Regions from separate parts of the Homo sapiens genome. Here regions 1, 2, 3 and 5 are each linked to region 4. Evidence: chromatin contacts called from ENCODE Hi-C or POLR2A ChIA-PET data. All regions are on one chromosome and are shown on one strand. The core of a region is the stretch at or near the end of the contact, and the rest is flanking DNA. Distances in the headings are between cores, read along the strand shown.

Region 1 (2,700 bases), core at 1-2,500, 3.8 Mb after region 4:
TTCTCACTTGATTATATCAGCTGATTTAGACACTTCCAAAGCAAAGGCTGACGCTGATTTTAAACAAATAATGGGCTGGCAATGGTATTCTTCTTTCCTCTTTTTAACTTCGTTATTATGTGGAAAAAACAAATGTCCAAAGCAAAAGGGGAAGGAATAAAAACTAGTTCGCGTTCCACAATAATACGTTTCAAAGAGACTTATAAGAATTTGTTCACTCTTTTGGCCAAAACTGGAGAAAAGGGAGGATAAAATTGTAAATTTCTAATATCCGATGTTAGACCTCAGTAACCTTTTTTTTTTTTTAATAGAAGAAAGGGTGAGGGGGAAACAATCTGCCCACGATACGCATGGGAAGCAAGCGCTAGGTGAGACCGGCAGGTCCTGGGAGGGCCTGGGCCAGCCCTGTCCCCGGCGCCCCCGCTGCGGCCTGGTGTGGCCCGTGGGCCCGGCGTCCCAGGCGGCGGAACTCTGCCTCGGCGGCGCCTGGGGACTCGCTCTGCGCGGAGGTCAGGCCGAGAAACGCGGCCAAGGCTCCCGAGGGCTCCACCCTCCCCTCTTTCACTCCCTCCCCTTGGCGGTCCCCTGAGGGAAACAGGCGGGGCGCATCGCTCAGAGACAAGCTGGGGGGAGTTGAGTCCTCAACGAAAAAAGCTCCGCCGCCTAGAGTGGCGGCCGCGGGTTATTAATAAACTCCGCTTCTGCCCAGACGCCGCTACCGCGGCCGGCCCATAAAATCGGCAAGGCCTGCGGCGGAGGCTGAGCAGCGGGAGCCGGAGCCCGGGCCCAAGCGGGCCCGCGCCGCCGCGCTGAGGGCGGCGGCCAGGCGGAGAATAATGCACACTGGGTAAAAACACATTTATATACGAACCTCCGAGAAAATTTTCCAACAATTCCTTCGTCCGACCACCATGCACCAGGACAGGAAACAGCCGTCCGGCCCCCAGGCCCCGCAACCCGCATAGTGTGTCTGAGGCCCGCCCCCAGCTTCCATTGGGCTGTCATTACATCACTCACAGGACGCTTCCGGTTTTCCATTGGCCCACGTTTGGTCGACGCGAAAGAAAACCGCCCTAGCCGCGCCCACTCAACTGACGTCAGCCAAGCCTGACTTTACAGCCCGCCCCTGAGTGGCTCGCGCAAAGTGCAGAATCAAAGCTCCTGTGTCTGACTGGTTGACATAACCGCTTATCCCAGACGGACCCCGCCTCACTGACTAGCGAGTCATACCGATTCTGGGGCCCCAGCGGGAGGCGCCATTTTGTAGCGAGGGAGGGAGGCTGGTCCTTGTGATTACCCGGGAGGGAGCCGGGGTGACGAGCGCCATTTTCCCCACAGGGGCGAGGAGGCGGCTTTGGTTCTCCCGGTGGGCTTGCCGGAGTGCGTTCTGCAGACCAGAAGGGCTTTGTCTGGCGATTGCTGAATGCTCAATAGCAGCCTGCTGGGAGGGAAGTCGAAGGGAGAAATAGGACAGAAAGAGAGACCTGACCTCTCCCTGGAGGCTCTCAGTGTCGGCCGAGGCCCTTGGTCTTGCTCTAGGGCTCTGCATTCCCGAGAGCTGCTGTATGCCGGGGATTGGCTTCCAAGCCTGCCTGAGCTTCTCCAGTCTCCCGGGCATCGCCATGCGGTGGGAGGGTGAGCCTTCCTCTCCTGCTGAAATTCCGGCGGCTTGGCAACCGGCCGGGGGGTCTTGGATTCCTCGGGGAGACACCACTGATGCTTTGTGGTTTCACGTAATTTGGATTTAAAAGTTGAAGGCGTCAGAAATGGTTGTCGCTACGGTCTTTTGTATGTTCTTGTGTTGCGAACTAATAAAGGAAAGTCAAAAGGGTGGGAGAAGCATTCAGTCTGGTTCCCTAAAGTTACTAAGAATGGATACAAATTAGTTGTGGCCGTTGCGGTTAATGCTTCTTGTAGCTCTTAACCCAGCCCTTTCTAAACCTTTGGATATACTTACTAGTCAGTTCCGAAGGTACTCAGTACAAATTTGCGTTGGCGCACCAGGCCGACTAAAGATGAGGTGGGTGTATTAGACTCAAAATTTCTTAAGTCGGCCAGGGGGTAGAATTGAGCTACCAAGAGAATGAGAGACTACCCTGTTGTAACAGATTTGGATCGCGCTTAGAAAAACAGGGAGAAAGCTGGATGATGTTCAACTTAATGTCTTGCATTTCAGACGATTATCGAATGGACGGGGATAAATAAAAACGATGTTACAGATAGCCCTCTAAGTGTGGATAGTAAATATTTTGATTTACAATTAAGCCTACCTTGAGGTGCAGGCCCTAACCAACGGATAGTTGAGTAATAGGGGCCTAGACGCCAATGGAAAGAAAATGGGACTTTAAGCTTTGTTTGAACATATATTCTGTTAATAAAGAAGTTTAAATCAGTTCGGATTACTGTTTTTTGTTTGTTTGTTTGTTTTTTGAGACGGAGTCTCGCCCTGTAGCCCAGACTGCAATGCAGTGGCACGATCTCAGCTCACTGCAACCTCCGCCTCCCAGGTTCAAGCGATTTCTCCTGCCTCAACCTCCTGAGTAGCTGGGACTACAGGCGCCCACCATCACGCCCGGCTAATTTTTCTGTTTTTAGTAGAGACGGGGTTTCACCATGTTGGCCAGGCTGGTCTGAAACTCCTGACCGCGTAATCCGCCCACCTCAGCCTACCAAAGTACTGGGATTACAGGCGTGAGCCAC
Region 2 (2,700 bases), core at 95-2,594, 4.0 Mb after region 4:
AAAGCCCCTGCCTTAAAGCTTATATTCTAAAGGTGGAGGCAGACAATAAACAAGTAAACAAATAGTTCACAGAATTAATTGCTTTTAATGACTATGAAGGAAATAAAATGGGAGCCAGAAGTAGGCAAAGGATGTGTACATAAAACAGTTCAATTGAATGGGTTTCCCATAATTTACTTAACCATTTTTATTTAGTGTTGGATTTTTATATTGCTTTTAGTTTTTCACTGTTATACTAATACAGAGGAATTATTTATGTTTATTTTCATGGAATAATTTCCTACAAATGTAATTACTGAATAGAAACAATCAGGATTTTTTTTTTTTTTTTTTGGGACGGAGTCTTGCTTTGTGGTCTATGCTGGAGTGCAGCGGTGCAATTTCTCACCGCAACCTCAGCCTCCGGGGTTCAAGCGATTCTCCTGACTCACACTCTCGAGTAGCTGGGATTACAAGCCATCATGTCCAGCTCATTTTTGTATTTTTAGCAGAGACGGGGTCTCATCTCACCATTTTGGCCAGTCTGGCCTCACACTCCTGGTCTCAAATGATCCGCCCGCCTTGGCCTCCCAAAGTGTTGGGATTACAGGCTTGAGCCACCGCGACCGGCCTCTAAGTTGCTTTCAAGAGGTAACCACGGTGAGTAAGCTGAATGTGCTCTGAGGGGTAGAAGCAGAAAAAGTTACCTGTGGAAAAGGCATGTTTCCGCTTAGCTTAGGGATAAGCTAAATGTAGAGCTGACTTGGGTTTAGTAGTAAGGGGCAGCAGCTAATGCAAAACCGTTAGCTTTGGGAACAGGACAACCTGGATTCTAAGCCCATTTTTGCCATCCTGTGATCTTCACAGGTTGTACGTAGCCCTCTCTGAGCCTTAGTTTCCTGAAATTCAGGTAGGTTTTGCTCAACCTTTGTATTTCCCACCATCTTTTAGATCAAGCACTCTCTGGCGCCTCCAAATTGAAGACAGCAGCTGCGGAATTGATGTAATGGGCTGAATCAGCCTCAGCCGCGAAATGCCGACTAATCACAGGCACCTCCGGCGGCCTGGACAAAAGGTTTGAAGTCCCTGGGACCGCACTTCCGGGTAATTAAGGCTACGCTTTAGACGCCAGGGCCAGCGAGTCGCAGCCGGGTGACTCGAGTGCCGCGACTGCGCATGCTCTCGCCCCAGCGCCCGGCGGCCACCTCTTTCCCGCGGGCGGGCCGGGGCGGGGCACTGAAGGGGGCGGTCCAGGACCCTGACTTGTCTCGCGGTTACTGGGCCGGCGCGAGCACGCGAGGCTCGGGGGCGGCACGGGGCGGGGTTTAGCCTGTGGTGGGCGCTGCGGGTGTTTGCAGGAGGTTGCAGTACTCGCTGGGCTGAGGTCGTCTCGGGTGAGGAGGTCGCGCCGGAAGTGGCTCTAGCCGTGGCGCTTCGGCGTAGTAAGGAGCCTGCAACAGAGTTTTGTTGTTTAGGGGGCGCGGCACCGCACCGCTCCCTTCACCTTGCAGCAGCCATGGCGAAAGGCAGAGTCGCCGAACGATCGCAGTTGGGCGCTCACCACACGACCCCCGTGGGGGACGGGGCAGCGGGGACGCGGGGTCTCGCGGCGCCTGGCAGCAGAGACCACCAGAAGGGTGAGTGGGCCCGGGGAGCAGAGCTGGGGGTGGCCCGAGGCTTCTGTGTGTCGGGTGGGGAAAAGGACCCCCGCTATTCTCGGAGAGTCGCGGGGAAAGAGGGGGGCCTGCTGGCGCCGCGGCGGGAGCAGAGACCGTGGGGGAGTTGGGCTTGGGCGCTCGCGCAGCACAAGGCCGGACGCCGAGTAGGTGCGTTGTAAATGCTGTTTGAGTAGAATTCATTTAAAAGAAGGGATGACACTGGCTTGTTGACGCTCAGGTAGATTGTAAGGTTGATGATAACGACGCTAGGCAGAGCTGGAAGGAGCTGTACTGTGGCATTCGCTGCGTTGTTTTTACAGATGAAGAAACTGAGGCCCAGTGTGGGTATATGACTTATAAAGTCATAAAGCCAGATCAGTGAAGTAGTAGTTAGGAGCGAGGACTTAATACTTCCAGGTGGCAGTACACCTGGGCTTGAGTCCCTGCCCTACTGTTTACTTGGAACCTTGGACTTGGTAACTTTCAAAAAAAGCTCAGTGTCTGAACTGTGAAATGGGGATAATAATAATATCTACTTAATAGGTGGTGCGTGGGTTAAACGAAATAATTCACGTAAAAGATTTAGAGCAATGCTTGGATATGAAGTGGGGGCTAAATAAATATTAGCAATTACTTAGTTACAGCTAAGGTCACTCATTCTAAAGTTTATTTCCCCACTACATCATCCTGACATTTCTCACGGCTTTATTTTTGGTTTTTGTTTTCTCTTTATTCCTACTGCCTCTATAATTGCAGAATCTCACGGCTTTAAATATTGTTTTAAGGAAAAAACTGTACGTAGAAACTAAATACTTTGATTCCGTGTTGGCCTGGAATCGTTCTTTAAATGATTTTAAAGCTCATAAACTTAAAGTGATCCTAACAAGTTTGTCTGTAGCTCACATAGGTGTGTTCCACCACCAGTGATGGCTAGGAGAACTTCTAAGAGTATGTAGTAGAAAATGTTAATGTATTTTCAAATAATTTAAAATGTCTCCAACAGTCTAATTTGGCTCTGTCAGCCTTATGTTTTTGGGTATTTTTCCAGCTTATATACACTGGA
Region 3 (2,810 bases), core at 264-2,763, 3.9 Mb before region 4:
GATCTGGAGCAGAAGCTAGGAAGCTACCCTGAGATAAATCACTTTCCCCACCCTTTTTAATCTTGTGAAAGAGCTGCTGCCAATTTTAGAAATTCCTCCTTTGATCAGAAGATAAAGCAGAACAATGCTGCGGAACTAAGTTGATTTCTAAGGGACATTCTTCTAGAGTGTGTAGCCTGCCTGGAAGTGTGTGTGCATAGAGGAGGGGCGGGGTTGGGGGAAAGATAGGAGTTGGAAGGGGGGGGGGTGTACAACAGCCAGTAGCTACAGCCGTAAGAAATAATCACATTTGTTTCTAGAATTCCCCATAGAATAGAAACTCCATCCAATTTTACCATCCCTGCGGAGGTGCAGGCATGTTTATTACAGCGCTATGAGGGATTCATCCACTCCACATTCCCCATTGCCCTAGCCCCCTTTCGCCAACCCCCGTCCCTGCCAAATCAGGCCAATTTCTTTCTTTCCAGTTATTTGCTGAAAGTTCAACTTCTCTTAGAGCCTTCTAATTATGCGTATATCATATAGGCTGATAATTTTTAGTTTAGGCTGAGAAATGCAGCCTAAATCAGTCTGCCACATCAGATTGTGAACGTCTGGATGGTGTGGACCCCCTTCTCCTACTGCTTAAAAGACAATCTTGTTGTAAAACGCTATGGAATCGTTCCTCTCCCCTTAACATCTTTGTGCCCCAGAAGCCCCATCTGTAAATGGGGATAATTTTCCTATATCTTCCCATGGTTACGTAATTTTTAGATCTAACACGTGAGGACCAAACGCTTTACAAGCATAATCTCATTAAATTCTCAATAAGAATATATTATTATGGAGGTTGCATGTGAAAATACTTTGTAATGTAGAAAGAGCCGTCTGGCTGTGAGTTATTATCAGGGGGTTATCTTCCTTACCTGGCTGTTGTGAGGATGAAACGAGACGCCGACCTGAAAGCGTTTTACGTGCTATCAAGCATTTTACAGAAACCACGTGATAGGCTACTAATTACCCACCGTATACCACCTGACCCACCGTGAGGCCTCGGTAAATACTGGTTGGAGTGGACGAGTTTAAGTCTTGCCTGTTCCTTTCAGTCTTCCAATCACAAAGTAATCTCGGCGCCGCCAGGGGCCAAGACACAAATCTGGGAACCTCAGCCTAGATGGAGGAGGGTGCGGGGTCCCGGGAGAGGGGATGAGAACAATAGGGTACTTCAGTGCCCGGGCCCTGTTTAGCGGGTCTTCGGACTCAGGGCCCGAGGGGCGGCCAGCTGGGGTGTCCGGAGAGCTCCCCTCCCCAGGTCTGGGGTGTGCACGGAGAGGCGTCCAGAGCCTGCTCAGCATTCCTCGGGAGAGAGCCAGACCCTGGTCCCCCGGGCCCGTGCGCCCCAGCGCCCCAGCTCCCTTGCTCACGCCACCCCGGCAGCGTCCAAGCCCCGCCCGCCAGCTCAGGTAGGCCGTCCGCGCCAGCCAATTCGCAACAAGTCCGGGCGGGGAAGGCGGTGCTTCCCTGTCCGGAAGTGACGTGCTGCGCTTGGCTGGCTGTGGAGTCGGCCGAAGCTTTCGGCGGCGGCTGAGCCAGCTGAGGGGAAAAATGGCTCGGACTGTGGCGGCTTCGGCGGCTCAGGTTGTGGTAGAGGCGGAGGCTCAGGCAGCTTGAGGTGAGGAGCGGTCGGTGCGGCTGGGGACGATATTCGGGGTCCTGCTCTGCAAGGGTGGAGAGGGGCCCCGGGGTTCCCGGGCTGGAAGGGTCTCTTGTCGCGGCCCCCAGTGCCTTGGGTGCCCGCGTCTGACCCTCCATCCCGTGCTCTTGGCGTTGCCCAGCCCGACTCCCCCCTCCCTCCGGGCCTTGCTTCCACCCAGGCCGTGAGCAAGTGCTGCGCTGGAGGTGCGAGGAGCCCGCGTCCCCACCAGGCCCCTCTTCTCGGGAGCGGAGGTGCGCCAGGGAGTTAGTTTTGTCCCACAGAAGGAGGGCAGGCCCCCCGGCCGCCGGCCCCCCTCCCCCGCCTTGTCCCGCGGGACCGGGCTGGAGCCGCAGTGGCCGGTCCTATTTTCTTGGCAGATTGTTAGTTCTGGCGAGTGTGTGTGTTGTACTTCTCAGTGACGGCCCCTTCTTTCACCTCCTGTCCCATCTCTGGCTCTGGGGGCCAAGGATACTTTTTCTTCTTCCCGGACCCCCCACTCCCACCGCGTTGCCTTTAGCCGCGAATCCACTTGCTTTGGGAACACTATTCTTTCAGTGTGTATTTAGCGCATCATCCTTCTGAGAGAGCGGTCAGATTAAAAAATACTAGCTTAACTCTTCCTGAGTGACGGAGGAATCATAAATAATTGAAGAAAAAGGCACATACTTATTTTCCTCACTGAATTTCTGGCTTTAAAAACGACATTCTCTAGCTGTGGAATTATTTTTTGGGGGAGGAGGGATTGAGGAGGGAAATGAGGAAGGAGAAACTAAGGAAAAAAGTCTGGACATAACGTGGAAGAGAGAGCCTGTTGTAGTTCTTTTCCTATACTGGCCCGATAGAAATTGAGGTTATAATTATATTCTTATTTTGAACAGTGGGGGTTTGAATTAAGTGAAACGAAGGAGGCCTGCCTCTTTGAACAAGATTAGTTATTAAAGAATGTCCTGAAATCTTTCCTGGTGGGTTTCAGGCAGAAAAGCTCTGTTGGGAAAATTTTTAAATCTATTGTAGCATCAAAGGCCACAGCATATAAGAGATGCAAGAAGAAGAAAGCTGTTTGTAGGGGAACGGTGAAGACATAGTAGAAAGAGGGAAGGCTGCACAGAAGTCCAGGAACTAATTCCAGGAGAGA
Region 4 (2,700 bases), core at 201-2,700:
ACGGAATCTGATTTTTGGAAGCTGGGTGAGAAAACTTGGCTAATAATTCCTCGCTGAGGAGTAGCGGTGGAAGAAGGAAGAGACCGCAAGCGCCAAAGCGCCAAAACAACGCTAGGTGACCGGGAAGGGGCCGAGGCGGAGAGGGGAGAGGGGTCAGGAGGTGCGGGGTGCGCGGCGGCAGCGGGTCTCTCACCGGCCGGCGAGAACTTGACAGCAGGCGCCGGTGTCCAGCACTCCCCTTCCCTCCCCAGCTCCTGCCGGCGGGCACCTGAGCTCACCCCGCTGCCGGCTCTCGCGACCCCTCGGGGAGGCTAACATGCGCCCCACAAGGTCGACGTTCACCTCTACCTTCCTCGTCTTCTTCCAAGCAAACGGGAAGCTCTCTGGGATGTCAACGCCCGGCAATAGCCGAGCGGGAACCTTTTCTTCCCTGACATCTGTCAAACCCGGAGCTGGAGCCAGGCTCGCTGCGCCCTCCGCGGAGCTCTGGGACTCCAAGGCCGGCCCGCACCCGGGCTCCGGGCGACATCCCCAGGCCGACGCGCACCTGCCCGCAGACCCACGGGGCATCCTTGAGGGCCGCCCAGGACCTGGACGGCACAGGCCCCACGAAAGTTCGCAGGCTGGGGTCGGCCCCGTGCCGGCCGGGGATTCCCGGGTGCAGCGCCAGCCCTGGCTACAGGGCCGAAGGGGCGGGCGGACTTGGACTCCCCAAGCCCGACGGAGACGCCCTCCCCGCCCCCACCCAGCCTCGCGGGCTCCCGAAAGGGAAGTGAAGCGGGGAGGAAGGGCAGACGCGGCACCGTTCGCCCAACGCCCTTGAGGGGCAGCCACCAGGCATGGTCCCCTCGGGGATCCCCGAAGCTCCCGGGGACACATCTAGGAGTCCTCTTCGGCCGAGTCACTGCCCCCAAGGGCAGAGCTATCCCTTTAAGAGGCAGCTAGCTGCCCCCTCCCCCCGCCAGGTAGCGATGCCCGCGGAAGGGCGGTGGGTACTCCAGCGAACACTTTCCCGGCCCCTTTAAGGGCTCCTGCAGCACCTCTGCCTGCCCTAGCCCGCAGCGGCAGCCCCCGCGAGGAGGATGGGGGCGGACGGGCGCGGCGCCTTTAAGGGGCGCAGCCTCCCCACGGCCCGGGTGGGGGCAGGGAGCGGTCACGGGCCCTTTAAGGCCGGCAGCGGGCACGTCGGGCAGGGTTCTTCGGCGGCCGGGTTGCCCCCGGGGCGGCGGCAGGGGCGCAGCGCCCGCGAGGGTGCTAACGGCCCCCGACGGGGTGCGCGGGATCGCGTCGCTGGCCGCCGCCGGCCTGACACTCACCGTGGCTCGCCGGGAGCGCCCGCGCCCGCGCCCGCACTCGGATCCCGCGGCGGCGGCGGCGGTGAGTCCGGCGCGGGTAAACAGGCACCTCCGTCCCTGACCTACTTTCTGCCTTCCCTAAATGTCGCACCACTAACCTACTTTCCGACCAATCCGCTCCCCGCCGGCCCAGGCCCGGCCCCCCGCCCACCAATCGCTGTGCCCAACCCCCCTTCCCCGCCCACCAATGGAGGAGCCGCAGCGCCCGGATACCTGCCTCTTCCCGCCAGCCAATCCGAACGCCCGAAGGGAGCCGGTCCCGGCGGCCGCCCCCAGCCAATCCGCGCGCGGCTCGGCAGCCCGCTGGCCAGTTGTGTGGCGGCTAGAGAGGCCGCTGACCAATGGCGAGGCGGCGGGAGCCGGTTTACCTGCTACTTTCCTGCCACCAATCATTTGGCGCACAGGAGCGCACGCCCCGAGGAGAGGACCAATCCGCGCGCGCTCCCTGGGTTCCTCGCCCCTGCCCTCTCCCTTTCCCCTCAGGTCTCCCACTAGCCGCGGCCACTGCGGTGCCCAAGCCGCGCTCCTCGGGGTCGCCCGGGATGTCCCTCTTCTCTGGGTCCCCTGCCGGCTGGCGTTTGGCCGCCCGCCCTCACCCCTCCTCCTTCTTCTTCTCCCCTCCGGGCATTCCGACGAAAAGCAGCAGTTCCTGACTCCCTCTCTCCCTCCGGCTCCATCTAGGAAACCAATTTTAGGAACGTTGAGTGCCAGACCCTTCCTAAAATCCCTGGTTTGCCAAAGTCTCAACGAGAGAACGGATACTTAGTATTTCTAGAAGGCATTTCCACCCCGAGGACTGCAAGTGTTCTCACGTTCTTTGCGTTCATCATGACCTCCAAGTGTCCCACTGGAGCTGTCATTCCCGTAGTTCCAAAGAGAATACTCGAGCGCGGAGCGATTCCATTGCATTTCCTTCCAGTAGCCAGGTTTTGACCACTTACTGAAGAGTAGACACCAGCCCCGCGGCAGCGCTCTCTGCTGCAAAAAGCTGTCTACGGAGCAAGACGGAAGGAAACAGTTACAGAAAATAAAAATTTGATAACGACATGCGACTCGGTTGCTGAGAGGACAGAGAAAGTGACTTATTTTTGCATCTCAGGCACTTTGTAGAGGGCCTTTAGCACAAAGAACTCCCGGCTCTTCCAGATGTTAAACTCCCTGAATAGAAGGACAGCGTCTTCTTTTTCGTTATCCATCATGTCAGCTCTCCTTTAGCGCCTGCTGGGGTAGGGTGGAGTGGTGGGGGCGGGGCTGGCACCCAACAAGTGCACCATAAATATCTGTTGGCTGGATACATGAACAAATGGAATTAAATAAATTGGCCTAATTCTGTTACCCAGACTGG
Region 5 (2,700 bases), core at 1-2,500, 3.8 Mb before region 4:
CCTTCCCGGCTCCAGAGATTCTCCACCTCAGCCTCCTTCGTAGCTGGAACCAAAGGCACGAGCGAGCACGCCCGGCTAATTCTTTGTATTTATAGAGAGGGGGTTTCGCCATGTTGCCCAGGCTAGGTCTGTCTTAAAAGAGCTTCTTCCGGCCAGGCGCGGTGGCTCACGCCTGTAATCCCAGCACTTTGGGAGGCCGAGGCGGGCGGATCACCTGAGGTCGGGAATTTAAGACCAGCCTGACCAACATGGAAAAACCCGTCTCTACTAAAAATACAAAATTAGCTGGAAGTGGTGGCGCATGCCTGTGATCCCAGCTATTCAGGAGGCTGAGGCAGGAGAATCGCTTGAAGCCGGGAGGCGGAGGGTGCGGCAAGCCGAGATCGCGCCATTGCACTCCAGCCTGCGAATCAAGAGCGAAACTCCGTCTCAAAAAAAAAAAAAAGCTTCTTCCTTGACGGTTCCCTTTTCCCATGAAATTCAAATGCTTCATTTTATCCCTCATCCTCTTGGCCTTTGCAGTCTTGCTCCCAAGGCTCTTCCCTGCCCGCCAACTCTCTCACTTGGGAACATAGCTCCGTAAGCCTCTGCCCAACCCTTCTCCCCGGCGAGCCCAGCGCCCCAGAGCCCTGCGCAGGGGAATTCGAGTGCGGAGGGCGGCAGGCATCCGTGGGGACCTGGTTCAACTCCTTAGACCGGTTCTTCACCGTCAGCGACTCTCCCCTGACAGATTAGGGTAGGATTTAGAAATGAGAAATGGAAGCGCTGGCTGGGCGGTAGCCGCTGCCATGGCTTCCCGTGTGGTCCTCATCACATGCTATTGTATCTGTTAATTTATTAGGCGCAGGGCCGACTCTGAGGGATCTAGTGCCAGGACAAAGCCAGGCACTGGTGAATGAGCAAACACCTGTGTATGGCTGCTTCTTCCAGCCCTACCTGCTCCATACCCACCCCCAGCGCAGCATTCGAATCTTTGTGATCTCGGCGTCCACAGGGAATTTCGACGCAAGCTGGCGTCAGCCTCAAATTCCCGCTCTGGCAACAAGGCTGACCAAAGACCGATGCATGCCGGGATGAGGCTGGATTGACGATCTCTTGCGACGCTGAAATGCATTTCGGGAGATGTAGTCACACAGACGGGCGGTGGCTGCGCAGCGTAGCTCCGCCTCCTGCGTGAGAGGAAGCGGGGACGTGTGAGGTCACTTCCTGCGTGTTGGGTGGCTTCCTGCGGCGTTTCCACTCTCGCTCTCCTTTCGTTGCCTGATCGCCGCCATCATGGGTCGCATGCATGCTCCCGGGTGAGCTCGGGGCATCAAGCCGGATTGCTGGGCGGGGGGTGGGAGGAAGACAGGGAGTGTGGGCAGCGGGCCGAGGGGATGATGTTCTGGGCTGCTCTGGCACTAGCCGCCACCTCACCTCGAGACTGCTTCTCTCCCCAGGAAGGGCCTGTCCCAGTCGGCTTTACCCTATCGACGCAGCGTCCCCACTGTAAGTAGCGCGCTGGGACCGGGGAGAATCCGGGGAGGGGGTTGGCATTTGTCTCGGGTGAAGCGACGCCAGGGTGAGGAACTTGCGTGTATGAGGAGCGCGGTTTTGCGGAAGGAGAGACCGCTGTTCTGCGGCGCCATTCCTGGGTTCTCATCCTAAGGCTGCTTTCTATTCCATAACAGTGGTTGAAGTTGACATCTGACGACGTGAAGGAGCAGATTTACAAACTGGCCAAGAAGGGCCTTACTCCTTCACAGATCGGTGAGTGTTTGTGTCTAACATAGCCTATTTCGCCTGTCCTCGTGTGACTTGTAGGATCTAGTAGGTGGTAAAGTTATTTTAAAAATAGCCAAAACTCTGGTCTCGCCACCGTGCTAGAGGCATCATTGTAAGCACTTCACATGTACTGATTTCGTTTAATTCTGACCACAATACTTTGAAATAAATCTTCATGGCTTTCACCCCAGTTTACAGTTGAGGAAGCAGAGGCACACTGCCGCTGGATACTAACCAGCCCCAAATCACACAGCTGTCAAGTGGAGGAGTTGGAATTGGCTAAGCAGAGTGCCTGACACAGTTCCTCACAGTTAGGTGTGGTTTGAATCTCAGCTGCGTGTGACTTCGTGCAAGTGGCTTCATTCAGCAAATGTTTACCTTCTATGTGCTGAACATGGTTCTGGGGCCTGAGAACATACTACTCTCCGACTCCCCCGCCCAAAAAAGCCAGCCGCAATGTGCCTGTAGTCCCAGATACTTGGGATGCAGAGGTGAGAGGATCACCAGAGCCTAGAAGTCCCAGGCTGCAGTGAGCTATGATGAAGCCACTGCACTCCTGGGTGACAGAGAGACCCCACCTCTTTTTTTTTTTTTTTTTGAGACAGTCTTGCTCTTGTCGCCCAGTCTGGAGTGCAGTGGCGCGATCTCAGCTCACTGCAACCTCCACCTCCTGGATTCAAGCGATTCTCCTGCCTCAGCCTCCCGAATAGGTGGGATTACAGGCGCCCGCCAGCAGGCCCAGCTAATTTGTGTGTTTTTGTTTGAGACCGATTCTCACTTTGTCACCCAGGCTGGAGTGCAGTGGTATGATCTCGGCTCACTGCAACCTCCGCCTCCTGGGTTCAAGCAAGCAATTCTCCTGCCTCTGCCTCTGGAGTAGCTGAGACTACAGGCCGCACCACCACGCCCGGCTAATTTTTGTATTTTTAGTAGAGA

The links. Hi-C counts contacts between places; a loop is a spot of excess contacts on that map. ChIA-PET counts read pairs that join two places held with the same protein, here RNA polymerase II (POLR2A). Pooled maps may share reads with other maps.
Region 1: a map of CD8-positive, alpha-beta T cell shows a loop between it and region 4 (17-fold over the local background). The contact joins the promoter of ZNF143-AS1 here to the promoter of BMAL1 in region 4. A Hi-C loop is called at or near these places in 2 of 168 maps with a recorded cell type or tissue (CD8-positive, alpha-beta T cell and naive thymus-derived CD4-positive, alpha-beta T cell) and 8 of 50 pooled maps.
Region 2: a loop to region 4 is called in a pooled map, with 4 times the contacts of the local background. The contact joins the promoter of TMEM41B here to the promoter of BMAL1 in region 4. A Hi-C loop is called at or near these places in 4 of 50 pooled maps.
Region 3: a pooled map shows a loop between it and region 4 (8-fold over the local background). The contact joins the promoter of PIK3C2A here to the promoter of BMAL1 in region 4. A Hi-C loop is called at or near these places in 4 of 50 pooled maps.
Region 5: a loop to region 4 is called in a map of naive thymus-derived CD4-positive, alpha-beta T cell, with 11 times the contacts of the local background. The contact joins the promoter of RPS13 here to the promoter of BMAL1 in region 4. A Hi-C loop is called at or near these places in 1 of 168 maps with a recorded cell type or tissue (naive thymus-derived CD4-positive, alpha-beta T cell) and 6 of 50 pooled maps. POLR2A ChIA-PET finds 5 or more read pairs at or near these places in 1 of 52 experiments (activated T-cell).

Annotation. Positions count from the first base shown.
Region 1 is chr11:9,459,248-9,461,947 of GRCh38, reverse strand. It overlaps ZNF143-AS1 (ZNF143 antisense RNA 1), which reads left to right and starts at 1,250. Exons shown (of 1, transcript NR_036539.1): 1 at 1,250-2,392. ZNF143 (zinc finger protein 143) reads right to left here and starts at 936. Exons shown (of 16, transcript NM_003442.6): 1 at 872-936. RefSeq lists a silencer at 343-552 and enhancers at 1,323-1,402, 1,463-1,562, 1,653-1,732, 1,932-2,567.
Region 2 is chr11:9,313,237-9,315,936 of GRCh38, reverse strand. It overlaps TMEM41B (transmembrane protein 41B), which reads left to right and starts at 1,344. Exons shown (of 7, transcript NM_015012.4): 1 at 1,344-1,616. The coding sequence starts at 1,496. RefSeq lists a silencer at 1,005-1,354 and enhancers at 1,120-1,635, 1,636-2,153.
Region 3 is chr11:17,206,689-17,209,498 of GRCh38, reverse strand. PIK3C2A (phosphatidylinositol-4-phosphate 3-kinase catalytic subunit type 2 alpha) reads left to right here and starts at 1,513. Exons shown (of 33, transcript NM_002645.4): 1 at 1,513-1,651. RefSeq lists silencers at 1,365-1,444, 1,795-2,054 and enhancers at 1,585-1,694, 1,200-1,722, 1,723-2,246.
Region 4 is chr11:13,276,540-13,279,239 of GRCh38, reverse strand. BMAL1 (basic helix-loop-helix ARNT like 1) reads right to left here and starts at 1,450. Exons shown (of 20, transcript NM_001297719.2): 1 at 1,317-1,450. RefSeq lists silencers at 440-779, 1,060-1,129, 1,200-1,849.
Region 5 is chr11:17,076,217-17,078,916 of GRCh38, reverse strand. RPS13 (ribosomal protein S13) reads left to right here and starts at 1,250. Exons shown (of 6, transcript NM_001017.3): 1 at 1,250-1,298; 2 at 1,440-1,488; 3 at 1,671-1,749. The coding sequence starts at 1,276. RefSeq lists an enhancer at 1,017-1,216.